2 separate regions of the Homo sapiens genome follow, and region 2 is linked to region 1. Evidence: read pairs that join two places in POLR2A ChIA-PET (ENCODE). Cell type or tissue: MCF 10A. All regions are shown on one strand. Links, peaks and the distances in the headings refer to the core of each region. The heading gives the core; the rest is flanking DNA. Region 1 overlaps NFIB (nuclear factor I B). Region 2 overlaps NFIB (nuclear factor I B).

Region 1 (5,389 bases), core at 241-5,240:
CCTATGAGTAGATGCAAAAATTGCATAATCTTTTCAAGTAATAGTAAAGCAGACATCTCAAGAGCAGGAAAAGAAAAAGTAGAATTTCCAAATTAGCAAAGAGAAAAGAAAACACAATAAATAAGAATGCAATCAAGGCAGCAAAAATAAGAAAATAGGATGTAAAAATATATAATAATATGAAGTAAAATATAAGGGATAAAATAAAATACATAAATCACTACAATAAATGTATATGGACTGAATTTTCCCATAAAGGGAGTTTAGGTCAACTGAAAAATACAAAATCCAACTGTTTTCAAGAAACACACCTAACACAAAATGATAATAAAGAGAACAAAAAGTTGTAAATAAATGGGTAGGCAAAGAGAAATCAGGCAAATTCAAACAAAAAGGAAGCAGTATCAGCAACGGTTAAGAGAAAACTTAAGCTGAATTACAACAAAGATAATTATAAATGGATAAAAGGCACAATTAATAAAGAAGATAAATCATAAACCCCACATGCACCAAAAAATATTATGAATACAATCTATTAAAATACAAGAAACTTTATAAAAAATAAAGTCACAGTGAGAATTTTTACTATTAATGTATCTTTTTAAGAATTGAACATGACTGTTAGACAAAGACTAACTTCATATCATTCAAATACAAATTATATTTTACTGATATGTTCATGGAACTTCTAAAAACATCGATCATGTTTTTGACCAAAGAGGCAACTTTAACAAATCCCTAAAAGTACAGACTTTTAAGGCCATACTGTCTCATCTTTGGCAAATAAAAGTAAATAATAAAAAAATGACTGAATTATCTCAACTACCTAGAAATTAAGAAAATAAACCATGAACCAAAGAGAAAAATCAAAAGGGAAATTATAAACTATCTAAAAAGCAATGAAAAGAAAAAGAAGAAAGAAAGAAACCCATTACTTACCATAAAAGAAAGAACAGCATCACAACCACCCCAAAAATTAAAAAGATGAAATTAAACATAAAAGCTGAAATTAACAGAATAGAAAAAAAGAAATATTTAAAAAAATAAATAAAACAAATGACTCTCTAAAAAGACCAACAAGACAGAAAAACCACTTCCATGCCTGATTAAGGGAAAAAGAGAAAGTAAAAATATACAAGTATAGTCATGAATGGCTTAATGGCAGGGACACATTCTGAGAAATGTGTTAATAGGCAATTTCATGGTTGTATGAACATCACAGAGTGTACTTACACAAACCTAGATGGTATAACCTACTACACACCTAGGCTATATGCATGAAATTGCATATAGCTCCTAGGCTACAAACCTGTATAGCATACTACTGTACTGATACCGTAGGGGATTTTAAGACAATGGTATGTGTGTATCTAAACATATCTGAACATAGCAAAGGTACCATAAAAATATTATAATCTTATGGGACCACTGCCATATGTAATCTGTCTTCGACTGACCTATCATGATGTGGTACATGACATACAAATATAAAAAGAAGACATAACCATAGAAATCAAATACATTAAAACAATTATGAGAGAATAATACATACAACTTATTGACTACAACTTTGAAAACTTAAATGGGCAAGTATTAGTAAACTAAAAGTAACCAAAATTGAGCAGAGAAGTGTAAAACCTGAGTGGACCGATTATCCTAGTGTAGTGGTTGCCAAATTTGCTGAACACTGGAACCATCTGGGATTCTTGAAAGCAGTTTATGTTTGGCTTCCAACCCCAGCTATTCTGATTTAATTGATATGGGGTGAGACCTGGACATGAGAACTCTTTTAAAAGTTCCCCCAAGTGATTCAAATGTACAGCAAAGTTTGGGAATCACTATGACACCACATTCAGAATGTGGTTCCAGAGCCACTAGCACTGGCATAACTGGGGAGCTTATTAGAAGTGAAGAAGAATAGGCTCTACCCCAGACCCTCAGAATCAGAATCCACAGCTTAATGAGATCTGCAGGTGATTCATAAGTGTACTTAAAAATTTGACAATCCTAGAACATACTAGAAATGTGAGTAAGAACCACCTTTGAAAACAGCACCAGGTCCAGGCGAGTGCACAGCTGGATTTTATGTATCCTTTATCTAGTCTTTAGGTTCCAATGTTATTTACACTCTCCCAGGCCTTAGGAAATAAGACAAGCTTCCTCATGAAGAACACTTTCTTATAAGCCTCTATGAGGCCAGCAAAACTTGAATACCTAAATTTGTAGCCTCTCTCATCGAAACAAAACAATGAACCAACCAATGAAAGATCAAGCACACAAGTAAATGTGACTTCAAGATGCCTAAATAAAATATGAAATTGAATACAGCAATATTATCAAAAGAACAATACACTATTATAATCAGGGTTTATTCCATGAATGAGTGCAGCTCACTATGAGAAAAGCTATCATTACGATAGAGGAAAAAGTCATATGACCATATCAAGATGCTGAAAATGTACTTGACACCAAGAGGCAGGCTTACCTAATAATAAATCTAAGCACAAATAGAGACAAAGCAAATAATACAGACTCTTCAGCAAAATTCAACAATAAATTATTCTAAAAGGGGAACACTAGTCTGTCATTCCTATTTTCCCAACCTCCCCAGCCTCCTCCTCTTTGCAGCCCTTAAAAATGTAATCTGGAAAAAAGCCAGTCACAAAAAGACAAATACTGTATAATTCCACTTACATGAACTATCTAGGGTAGTCAAACTCATAGAAACAAAGTCACATGGTGGTTGCCAGGGGCTGGGGAGAGTAGGGAATGGAGAGCTGTTATTTAACAGGTATTGAGTTTCAGTTTTGCAAGATGAAAAGTTTCTGGAGGTTGGTTGCACAATGACGTGAATACATTTCACACTACTGTATTGTACACTTAAAAATGGTTAAGATGACAAATTTAATGTTACGCGTATTTCACTAAAATTTAAAAATGCAGTCTAAAATTTTGGACCCAGATTGTTAACCACATTCTTGTTTACATATATTCAAGAACAATCTTTTACATTGACATTTATGTCTGTCATCTTATTTATAACAATTACTTGGTCATAATTCTCACCTTAATTGTTACTATTCTCATGATTAGTCTCTATCTATATTTTTATTCATATATTTATGGTTATACTTTCCTGTTCTTAATTTTTTTATTGAGTCATCACATTGCCAGTCAGAATAGGTATTCAAGTAACATTTTTGCAAATAAAATGAGGAACTCTATTTTTTGATACCATGAGTAATAAAGAATATATTTCCATTGCCTTTGACTGTAGGTGAAACTCCTTGAGTGAAAAACAATGTTTTTTCCATCACAATTTCAAGTATTCTCCCACTGTCTCCTGTTATTTAATGTCGATAAAAGGAAATCTAGAAGTAACTTGTTTTTCATCCAGGACATTTCAAAATTTTCTTCATCCACGAAATGTAAAAATTTCAACAGGATATATTTAGATACAAGCCTCTCATTATGTGGCTGGAATAGCATTAGTCCTTTTAATCCACATAGATAATTTTTAGCTCATCAAATTTTTCTCCATTTGTCTTTGATCCTACATCCTCCAATTTCTCCACAATGAACACCTAAATAAACCTTGAATTTTCTATTCTCTCATCATCAACCCTTTTCTCATCATCTTAACCTCTGTGTTTCCTCTGCTTCTGGAATAAGTATCTTGGGGTTGTCCTCTATATCAATGCTTTTTTCCACAGTATCAGTGCTGTTTCTTACTCCTCCGATGCAATTTTAACGCTATGAAAGCAATTTAGTTTTTCTTGATATTCTTCCTCATCTCACAGAATACCGCATTTATTGAAGCTATTCTTTTGTAGGTTCACTTTTCGTATAAGTCTTCTGGGTAAACATTTTCTCTGGAATTTTTTTCTAGTTCTTTATTTTCAAAGATATGTCCTCGTGGTTCTTGATCATATCCCATTTCCCTTGTTCCTCCATATTTTCTCACCAAGGGCATATTGTTGTGTGTGTGTGTCGGGGGGGGGGGGTTCCCCTTTTTAACATATTCAGTAATGTAAACTAATTGGAAGAGACAGAAAACAGATCAATAAGTCATCTGAAGATGAGGGTAGACGAAACCTTTGGGATTAGAGGAAACGTCATCATCCTTGAGTGTGGTACTGATTTCATGAGTATATGCATACGTCAGAACTGGCTGGGTGTGGTGGCTCATGCCTGTAATCCCAGCACTCTAGGAGGCCGAGGCAGGTGGATCACTTGAGTCCAGGAGCTTAAGACCAGCCTGGACAACATAGCGAAACCCTACATCTACTAAAAATACATAGCATGGTGGTACGCGCCTCTAGTGCCAGCTGCTCAGGAGGCTGAGGCATGAGAATTGCTTGAACCTGGGAGGCAGGGGTTGCAATGAGCCAAGATCACACCACTGCACTCCAGACCGGGCAACAGAGTGAGATGCTGTCTCAACAAAACAAAACAAACAAACACATATGTCAAAACTCATCTAACTGTACACTATATATATGCAACTTATTGTATGCTATTATACCTCAATAAAGTTAGCAAGTGACCTATAAAGAGTGGTTTCCAAATTTTCAAAAAGTGCTATTTCCACAGCACAAAAAGAATCACAAGTGAATCAGAAACATTCAGTGTAATCAGGAATATTTTTGAAGGTATGAATTACAACAGTCAGGTATTTTTTTGCAGCTTCTAGAATGTTATCTTACCAGGTTCCTCATTCATGGTCAAGTGAACTCTAAGAACACTGTAGTATACTCCCTAGTAAACAAAAGCACAAAAGCAGCAAACAGGACTTCTCTATAATTTGTCAAACTGGGAGAAGAGAAACTCTATCCACCTGAGATTAGTATTCTGAATCAGCAATTATATTGGAGTGCTACAATTCTCAGTCAGATACCTCTCTACAAAATTCATCATCAGTATGCTACATAAGATGAGGAGTTCAGAAAAATATTCCAAATAATCATGTCTAGGATGTGGTATACCTACAGGGCATAAGAGGATCACTGTAAGTATCTCCGCAGAAGTACCCGCTTTTTCTAGGCCTAGGTCAGGTTCTGAGTAAGGGAATGATCCCACACACTGCAAGAACAGGTTATTTATTTAGTCTATTATTGGTCTAAGCCTCTGCTTCATAAATCTTGGACATTGTCTGTAGGTAGGCATTGCCTTGGATGATAGGTATACAAAAAAGAAGAATGCAATACTCACCCAAAGGGGCTCAGAATTCATTAAGGGGAGTAGATGCGAAAATAGAGATAAAATAGTGCACTAAATGCTAGTACTGTAAAACAGCACTGCAGAGAGGCTCTGAAGAAGTCTCACTGAGGAGGTGACAAGGGAGTACAAGCATTCTAGGCAGAGAAACAACATGAGCAAAGATACAAAG
Region 2 (5,389 bases), core at 171-5,170, 110 kb after region 1:
TTTTTCAGAATTTCTCAGGGGCTTAGGAGGGCGGCAGCCGTGCCAAAATTACAAGCTTTCCTCTAGTCAGAAGGGATGTCTTTTCAAAGCCCAGCCCTCATTTTTCAGTCTGATGTAAGTAAATTTACCTCTGTGTGCTGGGCTGAGCAGCTTTTCTTTGTCGTTTTTGTTTTTCTAATAGCTGCTGCTCTGGCAGAGCTATTCATTTCAAAGGGAAGTTAGAAGCATTCTTCACTCTTCCCCTTTTAGATTATTTGCAGTTACTGACTCTTCTGAAATCTTAGATTTGAACAGAAACCTAAAGCACAGCACCATTTTAAAACAGCAAATCACCAGCATTCCTGGGATCACATTTCTCTAGAGCAACTATCCAACATGAGGCACAAGAACTAAGTCGAACTGGGCTAAAATTGACAAAATTAAAGACAAAAGAATTATCTCTTTTAAAAATTGGGGCCTACTGTGCTCTGACAGCATGCTAAAGGACAACCATCGTTTGGAAACATTGTTTCAGAACCAGAGAAGAGGTGGTGGAGTTCTGTTTGCCAGTTAGCTAAATTAACTGATTTCTTAAGAAATCCAAGTGAACTGTATAGTAAGGTGGTCAATTTTTGGAAACATTGTTTAGGCAACAGATAAGAGATAGTGAGGTTTTGTTTTGAAGTTAATTTACTTCATGAGAAAGTCAAATCAACAGTCATAGACCATGAAGCTGATAAGATCTATGATAAAATCCAGTGGGCGAACTATCAGTAAGTTCTTAATTTGCCCACGTCCCAGTGTATTCAACGGGCTTCAGTTGGCAATGGCTGGACCTTGCTCTTGTTACTTCTGAAGGGAGTTGTTTTACGTGGACAAGGCCAGGATCATGGTCTCTGAGTGCTCCAAGGGGTTAACCTCTGTGAATTCTACTTCTGTGTCACATATTTAAATGAGTAACTTAGAGTTCAATATCTTTGTGTTCAACTAAAGTCAACTTCTTCTTTATCAGCCAACATTCTCTTACTCTAATCGTTGAACACACTTGAATTCATATCAGTTCTGGGATTTTCGTAACCATCAATCATAAAGTCATAGTAAGAAGAAGAATAAAGCGATATCAGTGCAGTTGAGGCAAACAGGGAAGAAAAAGTGCACGGCGCCATGGTTAGGATATCATGCCAGGCTAGGAAGACTCTCATTAACATCTCCTGAGTCATCCCATTCACAAGCAGTATCCTTGAAGAATGATATCTGTGTATATAAGTGAAAACCCTATCACACCCAGGGGCTTATATCCTTGGCATCTTAATTTCCTAGTTGTGAGTACTTATCTAAAAGGACATGAGTATAATGCTATCCTATATGGCATACTAAGAAACTGATGTAAAACTAAGTCTGCAGGAGAAAAGAGATGCTACATTCCTGTGGCAATTTTCAAATGGCACTAAAAATAGATAAATACGGCAGTAAGAACTAAGTCCCTCCTCCCTCACTTCCCTATCTCTATTTTTCTTTTACATTTGTGTGAATTCAGTAACCATAATCTATCTAATCCTATTATGCCAAAAGACTAAAAGTTGTTGATGTTCAAAACTCTACCAGTATACCAAAAACTCTGAAACTAGGAAGGAAAAAAAAAAAACTTTCTTACCCTTAACCAAAAATGAAGAGTCTCTCAAGCATATATGGATAGCTTGACAAATTACCAATTTATACTGAAATATGAGAAGATGTTCACTAAGAATTACATGACTAGATACTGCAGGGGTTTTTTGTTTTGTCTTGTCAAGCAAAAAAGGTCTAGGTTTGCCATACTCCATTTTTTGGTATGAGGTGGTGAATCAAGCACAAATTTTCTTTGGACTTAAAACATTTAAAATGCAGTGGAAAAACAGTTGGGGAAAAGATACTGTTCTTAATCCCCAGATCTAGACTATCTGTTGGGGTAGTTGCTTCCCAATCCTATTTTCTCAATTGTAAAATGGAAACAATATCTTATCCAATTGAAATAAATATTAAATAAGATACTTTAAACAAAAGATAAAGGTGCTTTACAATTTACAAGTATGAGGTATAACTTAAACAGCTAACTGGAAGACATTAACATAATCTACATAGAATGACCTTCAGAGCAATATGGTTTGCAATTTAAGGAATGAAAGGAAGATAAATTGTAATACAAATGTACCTTTCTCAGAGAAGGCTGAAAGGTACAACGCCAAAGGCATTATCTGCGGACTCAGGCTTCAGATTACCTTTGCCACTTCCTACATGTGAAATACTGGGTAACTTATTGTAAAATTCTGTGAGCTCTAATTTTCTCATCTTTAGATGAGTAATAATAATATCTATCTTGTGAAGGTTCCTGCAATATTTAAATAAAATACTACACATAGAAGTATCTGACTTTAAAAATAATATTCATGCGAGGGAAAGCTGATCACACGAAAGGTTTCTTAGGGACTGTTTGCCTTCCATATCTGTCTTATTAATATAGCTTCATGCAGTCACCTAAATATCTTCAAGTATTGTAAACTGAATTCAGATTATGTGCTTTTTTAAAAAGTACATCTTTTCTATATCAAGCAGAAATCAGGCCACAAAAAAATACTTCTGTAAAAAGCTTAGGAAAGAATAATTTTTCAATTCAGGAAATTTCTTCATGGTGCTACGAAGAACTTTTCTTGTACTGAACTGCTATTTGTGATCCACCTGTTAAAAAAAGCTCAAAACACATTTCAAAAACAAATAGAATGCTTAAACTTTCTTAAAAGACAGAATGTTTTACATGTTGTATTTTGAGGAGATTTTTTTTAAATAACAAGTTTTTACTTACTCATCTTTAAAATAAAAGAGAAAGTAACTGCCCAAGAAACAGCCTTATCTTTTGCTTTCTACAATTCAGAATTTTGAAAGAAATCCTCAAATCCTCCAAACAAGTGTAATACACATGGTTTGCTGGCAGAATTTATTCCAAGCATCTCCAGGCAATATGCATGTGCACCCGCGCACACACGTGCACGCACACACAGACACACACACACACACACACACACATTTTTGAATCATTAAGTCATTTGGAAGAATCTCCAGAAGTGTGCCGAGGCATGTTTTTGGTGTTTTGCCAAATTATGTGCTTCTGTTTGTGGCTTTCAAATATGGATTAGACAGACGCACAAGCATGTACTGTTTGGCAAGTAGCGACAATGGTCTAGTCTGAATTTAGTAATTTAAGCTTTTCATTAGTCCTCGTAGGTGAAAGAAAGAATTAACAACAACTTGTTTGAGCTCTATCTTTATATCCCTTTGTCATCCATTCCTGTTCACTTGCCATAGATTAGAAGCCAAAGGAATTTCAGATGTCCTCTGCAGATAGACCTAAAGTAAGGGCTTCAAACAGGGGGTTCAAATGTCAAGTACATTTAAGCTGGAACTTGAACTTTTACTCATCCTTACTCTAAGGCTATAACTCTGCTTTTCTGAGTTCCCCATTGTACTTGAACATCCAGTGTACCCTCCTTTTTTCTCACAAAAAGTACAGATAGAAATTACCTAAAGAGATAAAAGGTCACTTGAGATTTCTGTTTCTCGTGACTTGAAATTACCATGCACAACAGTAGACTTCTACATGGCAAAGCGCTCACAAAGATGTTTCTGTCTCCTGTGATGATCTCTGGGGGAAGCTATGTCCCTGCCACCCTGCCTCATGCTGTAGTCACTCTAAACTTCAGAGACCAGCATCTTACGACCATGAGTTTTGGTGCTAAGTTCAGAAAAATTAATCCTAAACTGTCACAACCATCCTGATGACCAGTATGTCTTTCTAATTAGAATCAATGCAGTAATCATTATAATTGGCAGTCCCTCCCCAGATCACGTGGAGAACACCATGGGAAGTGCAGTTGACTTGCAGTATTTGATATTTTCTTCTGTTGGTAGGTAAAAGTAATCTGATGTCCAACAGAAAAGTTCACAGGAACCATGAGGTAAAAAGGACCAAATGTTGACAGTGGTCCATTGTTAATTGAGTCGTGCGAAGCTACAGAAAGATTAGTTTATACAGCTGCTGTTATTTGTCATAACATTCCTAACAAGATACACATGTTCAATCAGTCTTATTTTGCACCTCCAAAACTGGGCCATCCAATGGTCTGAAACATGTGGAAATCAAAAGCAACAGTGTACAGAAGGAAGACCATGTATCCCCTCAGGCTGCCTCAATGGCTGAGGAAAGAAAAGAGGCGAGCCCCTGAGTGAGCGGAGCCTAGAATGTTTGGGTTTGGAGGTTAGTGAGTAAAACATGAACAATGAATGTGGGCGGGAAGCTGGGACAGAACCCTGTTAGGGTCATTACTAAGGTATAATGTTATTGACTGTTTTGTGGGGAATTTAGACTTTTAACCCCACCATGATTCAGAAGCAGTGACTTTCTTGGGACAAACTGAAAAACGAACTGGGGGAAAATAATTCCAGTCAGAGCACAAAGCTAACCATGTCACTTGTCCACTGTATTTTCCAGCAGTAGAACTTCACGCTACTTATAAACTACAGGCATACTGAGGGGAAAAAAATGTGTTAACTAACTTTAGGAAACTTTCACTCAAACACCTAAGCTGAAAGTCCACAATAGGTTCAATACAAAAACATTATCAGTACTATCTATAAAACAGGTGTTAAAAATAAGGTGTTTCTTATCCTCAGGAATTTTTCATTTTAGTGAGGTAGGGAGAAAAATATATGCATACACACACAGAGAGAGAGACGGACACAGAGAGAGTGTGCCTACAATTCACAAAGCCCTTTCACACACGTTATCAAAATTTATCCTCAGGAGTGATTGTTAACAATGCCATCATTATACAGACGGCAAAACCGAAGCACAAGTCCCAGTCACTGGTAATGGAACCAAAAATGGAAGCCCCGTCTTCCCATCATATCCCCTACCTTTTCTACGATAATAAGAGGATATTACATCTACTAATCACTATGATGAAAAAAGTACATCATGCCTGGAAACTGAATCCTGTTTTCAACACTGATAACTAGATTCTCCAAGTTGTATCCCCTTCCCACTACTTTCACACAAACATTTTACCTAAGACTTGACCACCTGAGATTGAGACCTTATTAAATCCTCATCAAAAAGGGAAATTAAGGCTAACAGTGATCAGACTGCTCCATAGAGAAGGCAGGTCAAAAGGTACGACTTCAAAGAAAGACCCTCAAGGCAACAGAGATCGATATAATTTACTTCAGACAATAAAACATAAATCTAATTTGAAGGATGTTGCTCATCTACAACTCAAAGCACCTAAGATATTTTCCAGGATGGATATTTATGGGCCACAACATGTACTGCTGCTAGTCTGTATTTGCTCCTTCTGCACACTCCTTTCACACTCTTCAT

What was found. Peaks named below come from ENCODE experiments on the same cell type or tissue, not always from the same donor. Only the 100,000 strongest peaks of a DNase experiment are listed, where the experiment ranks them.
Region 2: POLR2A ChIA-PET joins it to region 1 with 6 read pairs; 4 of 35 experiments call an interaction of 5 or more read pairs at or near these places.

Annotation. Positions count from the first base shown.
Region 1 is chr9:14,163,092-14,168,480 of GRCh38, forward strand. The region is part of intron 3 of NFIB (nuclear factor I B); the gene reads right to left. Among named protein-coding and RNA genes, the nearest start is that of NFIB, 150 kb to the right of the region's middle. In MCF 10A, for the core only: no CTCF peak of the experiment used is centred there; a DNase peak (open chromatin) is centred at 2,790.
Region 2 is chr9:14,274,331-14,279,719 of GRCh38, forward strand. The region is part of intron 2 of NFIB (nuclear factor I B); the gene reads right to left. Among named protein-coding and RNA genes, the nearest start is that of NFIB, 37 kb to the right of the region's middle. RefSeq lists enhancers at 1-88, 89-688. In MCF 10A, for the core only: no CTCF peak of the experiment used is centred there; a DNase peak (open chromatin) is centred at 3,101.